2 separate regions of the Mus musculus genome follow, and region 1 is linked to region 2. A link is a loop called in an ENCODE intact Hi-C map of the cell type or tissue named here. Cell type or tissue: left cerebral cortex. All regions are shown on one strand.

Region 1 (2,500 bases), 460 kb before region 2:
GTACCCTGTCCCTGCCATCAAGATGGCCTGGCATCCTCGCAGGTAGCTATCTGTTCTAGGGGCCAAAAGGTTCAGGAATAATAAAAACAGCATCAAAGTCTTAAAGCTTACAGAATCATCTAGACAGCTTGAAGGTAACAACTGATCAGAGGGAGCCCAAGTTGTCACAGAAAGCATAGGGGGGTAGGGCTGGTCCCCAGCAGGGGGCTTCAAAGCTCCCTCCACCTGACCTATATAGGAAATGGGGACAGTGCCACCTGCCCTTCATTCCTGTGTAGTTCTGAGAGGTAGAGGGGAGGGGACTGGTAATGGCGCTGTGTGTTGCAGCGGAGCTGAGCCACTGGATCACATCCACAGCCCACCTATGACAGCACCTAACGGCTGAGCACCTTCAAGGGCTCAATGGGAATGGCAGGGCTGGGCATCGGCCTCCCCTCACCCACAGGCACTGGGGCCAGTGGGTCATCAGGAGGTTACCGGGACATCTTCACTTTCGTTCACCACAGTCTAGGCTACCAGCAATGCAAGCTCCCTCGCGGTCTCATGCTGACCACTCCTTCACTTATTCATTTAGGAATTCATTCATTCATTCCACAGACCCTTGCTAAAGAGATGGGAAAGTGTGTGTGTCCACTGACAACTTTACAAATGGCCATTACAGCTTCATTCAGGGCATCAGGAACAGGAACACGAAGGGCTGTACCTGCCTGGCCTTAGAGGTTTAGCGCATGGTCAGTAGTGAAGGCTGGCACTTCGGCAAACCAGACACCTAAGCTCATGGTGAAAGATACCTGGAGGCCAGACAAGTCTGCCTATACAGGGAGAGGGCAGGGTGGTGGCAGCTGCAATCAGAGAAGACTCCCAGAAGACATGGATTTCTGGGCTGAGTTCTCTAGGCTGCACAGGAGTTAGTGGCTTACCACTACCGCACATTCTGTAGCTAATTGGTGCTCAGTAAAGAGCTACTGAATGGGATGGCATGATTTCGGCATCCTGGAGGCTTTGATGGAGTAAAGTAGAAAAAGAGGCTATTCCAGCCCAATGAGGCATCTCTGCAGCCAGAAGGAGGGATAAACAGCCATTGCCAATCTGGTTAACAAGCTCACTTGGGGCCTCGCCATCTGTATTCCTCCCTCACCTTCTTTCTGCCATTGGTGCATGTTTCTCAGTGTGTTTGGCTATTCCAAAATTGTCACGCAGTGACTACAAATCAAGAATGTACCAACAGAGTTGTCAGTCAAAGCAAAGTCTGCGTCTCTGCTCTACCCCCACCCTCAGGTCCCTACTTGTGAACATGTATGTGCAGGGCCGAGGCCAATGTCTGCTGCTTTGCATGTGACCAAACACTCTTACCAACCACATTTCAGGGCTGGGCCGAGCTGGTTCAGAGCCTGTCAAGCACGTATATTCTAGCACTGCATGAGGGTACACACCTGAAATCCCAGCATCTGTGAAAACACAGGAGGGTCAGGAGTCCAAGGTCACCCTAGCAAGTTCAAGGCCAGCCTGGGATACATGACATGCTATTTCAAACCAAACAGCCATGTGACTGACTGACCACCCTGTATTTAAACAAAAATTTTAAAGATGTAGTTTTATTTCCTGTACATTTAGTTGTGTGTGGGGGCTGAGGACAATGTGTAGAAGTTTGTCCTCTCTTTCCACCAGTTGGGTCTTGGGGATCAAGACCCCTAGAATTCCTCCTAAAACAGGGAATGAGCACAACTCACTGCCGGGGATTTTAACTCTGGTTTGAACTCCCATCATCTGAGTCAGTCCTCCTTTGGAGAGGTCATTTTAAATACGGCAAGCCACAGCACTGGCTGCAGTGCAGCTGGGCAGGGCAGAAGGAGAGAGGGAGAAGAGCAAGCAGCTAGCTTCCCCCCATGGGGAGGCCTGCACTCTAGCTAGCCTGTGAGGGAAGCTGCCAGCAGTGACTCTTAAAGTGGACCCTGAAACCTGGGGTGATCTTAAAGGGGGAGGGAGGGAGGGAGGAAGGGAGGGAGGGAGGGAGAGAGGGAGGGAGAGAGAATGAATGTTTGTGTGTGTGTGTTTGTGTGTGTGTGTATGTTGTAAGGGGGCAATCTTGAAAGAGATCTGGGATAAAAGTGCCCATGTTCTGTGCAGCCCACATGGAGGACTCTGGAAGCTGAACCCCACTAATGAGAACTTGTGGCTCCTGGGATGGTCTCCTCCAAGCCACAGGCTTCCCCCCTCCTGCCAGGAGTACCCTCTCTCTGCCCTCGCGGGTCTCTGAAGATACTGGGCAAACTGTAAAAATATAATGAATGCTCCAAGCACTAGGGTCTGGGGCCTGCAGGCACTAGGAGACCTGATCCGACCCAAAGAGATCTTGGATCCCATCATGCATCCAGGGGACATTTGGGTCTGATAGAGTCCCTGAGAGGAACCAAAAGTAACCCCATTACTGCTAATTTATGAGGAATTTGGAGGATGTCTTAGAAGAAATGCCCACGGATGGTTCCAGATACCATTCAGA
Region 2 (2,500 bases):
TTTGCAAACAAAATAGACCTTGGATTTGGTATGGCTTTTTGGTCTATTGTTTCTTTCACAGAAGAAGAACACTCCACCTTAAGTAGCTTGACAAACTACAAACTAGGGGTTGGCTTTTGACTATGAAAGGGCTCTCTGATGGAGAAAAGGGATTTGTCATGACATTTAAGGCATTGGAAACTCCATCCTGACTACAAAGATTCAGTGTGTGTACAAGGTTTTGGGTATACATGTCTTTGTTTTCTATAGGGCATTTACATATTGGAACCTGAGGAATGAACCAGTAAAAATGACAGAAATGGACTTCCATTGTACAGACTTGGGAATGTACATACCTACGTACTATAGAAACCTGCCTCTTGTGCTTACTCAGACTATGGTCTCAGGGAGGACACAAGTCTAATTTTGGGATGGACTTGAAAGTGTGGCCTTCACAGGGTTCTGGGTTTACCTAGCATCTGAAATGAATTGTCCCCTGTGAAAGACTGGATTCCCCCTTTCCTGAAGGCCTGACCTGGCCAATACTCACTGTGAATACTGGGTATGGGTCTGGAAATGGCCTTGTGTAGCTCCAGGCTTCTGAGAGAGGCACAGGGCTGCGGAGGTCTAGTCTCTGAGGTAGACTGAAACCAGCACCTGTAGATGCTTGAACTTTTCTTCATGTTGCCTCTTGCAAGGCCCCAGGTTCTCTGTCACACCGTGTGTGTGTGTGTGTGTGTGTGTGTGTGTGTGTGTGTGTGTGTACTGTATGAGGCAGAAGCTGAGTAGGTGAATAGTCTTCAGTGTTGAAGAATCTTCCACAGGAGACTAGAGTGTCTCTGGAGAGTGTTTGAGAAAGCACCAGGTGGGTGGAAGAGGAGGGCCATTAGAGGTGACATAGGCTTCTGAAGGTCCTGGAAACAGTGACCTCATATGACAAGCTTCACTCCCTAGTAAGACAGGGGAGCTTGTTGGTTTTGTCTTCCTTTCTCCAGCCTTCCCCCTTCAGGGCCATGTGAGTTCTTATTGGCTGTCCTGTGGCTCCCCACGGAGGCCACACTGTGTTAAACCTCTCCATTTCTGGGGAAGTCTTTTCCTTTGCTGTCTACTTGATGAACTCCAACATACCCTTTGATTTTCACTCTGATTTTTTTTCCTTTATAGAGTTGTCTCTGATTTTCCAAACTGAATTAATCACCAGCCCCCTCCGGGAACCTGATGCAGCAGGTACTATGCCACCTCTGTTGTTCCGTTCAAAATTGCTTTTTTATGAGTTGTCTTTCCCATTAGACCATGAGCGCCAAAGGGCAGGAGCCTGGTCATATTCATTTCTGTTATCTTCAACCTGTGGCTCGAGGCCATAATGTTGATATTAAATAGGTACTCAGGTTCGGGCCTAGAGTGTCTCACTGAAGACCTTCCTGCACTTAGGAGGGCTTGGCTCAGGAAATGATCTACCTAGCGCTCAGTTGAATCCCCAGTGCTGCCTGGCTCTCTGAGCTGCTCATAGTGTCTGTCTCCTTCCCCGGCTGTGGCACCCCATTCTGTTCTCAGAGTGTTTGAATTCTGTTCTTTTCCTGCTTGCTGGCAGACATGTAAACCAGTTGGCTAACTCAGACCAAAGTATCAGTGGCTAACGGTAAGCCAGAATGGATGGTACGTGCTTGCAATTGTAGCATGTAGGAGGCTGAGGCAGGAGGATTGTATGAGCTATAGAGTGAGACCGTAAGTCAATGTATGTATTAGGTATGCTGGGGGTAGAAATAAGAAATCAAGGCAGTAGTGTTTCTGAAATACAATTATTCTTCATGTACTTTGTGTTCAATTACTACAGGATTTTCTAAAATAAACTTGGAATTATCGCTTGACCACTGTCAAAAGGACTGGTATTGATATGACTAAAGGAAAAGACTCTCATATAATTGCTGTTAGCTAAATGTTTCTTCCAACATGCCCTGACAGTTTTTTTTAAAGCTTTCTAAGGCTTGTAAACAAGATTATAAGAGCTGTAAAGAAGTACAATCAGTTCATATGTGTGGCTGCCTGCCCTGACTTGACACTTTGTATACTGGCTCTGAATTTTTGTAATGACTTTTCAGGTCACACCCTCCTCTGCGGATTCTAATCCATCTGTACCCATCAGGAAAGTCCCATCTACCTAGAGACTTCGGGACGGAAAATCTCCAGGATCAGCCATGGCAGTGGAGTATCGTGGAGGATCTTTCAACAAACACACATGCATGCTCATGCATGTGTGCATAGGTATAGGTATACGTGAGTGCACACACACACACACACATACACTCACACAAGCTCATTCTTCTTGGGTGTTGTTTTGACCACATGGGTTCTCTGAGATCATAGTTAACAGGAGAGGGACAAACAGCATCAAACACAAACACCACACACAGGGACCTTGAATCTTTATGACATCACAGCCGTTGAGTTCTTTCACAGAGCCCCTCTACAGATGGAATTCCCATAATGTGAACCAATAAAGCCCCCTCCTCGTTTATGCCAG

The links. A loop is a pair of places that touch in the nucleus more often than their neighbours do. Peaks named below come from ENCODE experiments on the same cell type or tissue, not always from the same donor. Only the 100,000 strongest peaks of a DNase experiment are listed, where the experiment ranks them.
Region 1: a loop joins it to region 2, with 5 times the contacts of the local background. A loop is called at or near these places in 23 of 42 quality-filtered maps.

The regions. Positions count from the first base shown.
Region 1 is chr1:127,474,547-127,477,046 of GRCm38, reverse strand. All of the region lies in intron 16 of Mgat5 (mannoside acetylglucosaminyltransferase 5), which reads right to left. The region is part of intron 1 of Gm41947 (a long non-coding RNA gene); the gene reads left to right. Among named protein-coding and RNA genes, the nearest start is that of Gm41947, 3.7 kb to the left of the region's middle. In left cerebral cortex, no CTCF peak of the experiment used is centred here; a DNase peak (open chromatin) is centred at 1,114.
Region 2 is chr1:127,016,392-127,018,891 of GRCm38, reverse strand. It overlaps Gm41945 (a long non-coding RNA gene), which reads left to right. Exons shown (of 5, transcript XR_878500.2): 4 at 1,144-1,206; 5 at 2,079-2,500. Among named protein-coding and RNA genes, the nearest start is that of Gm41945, 6.8 kb to the left of the region's middle. In left cerebral cortex, a CTCF peak has its summit at 1,034; a DNase peak (open chromatin) is centred at 1,011.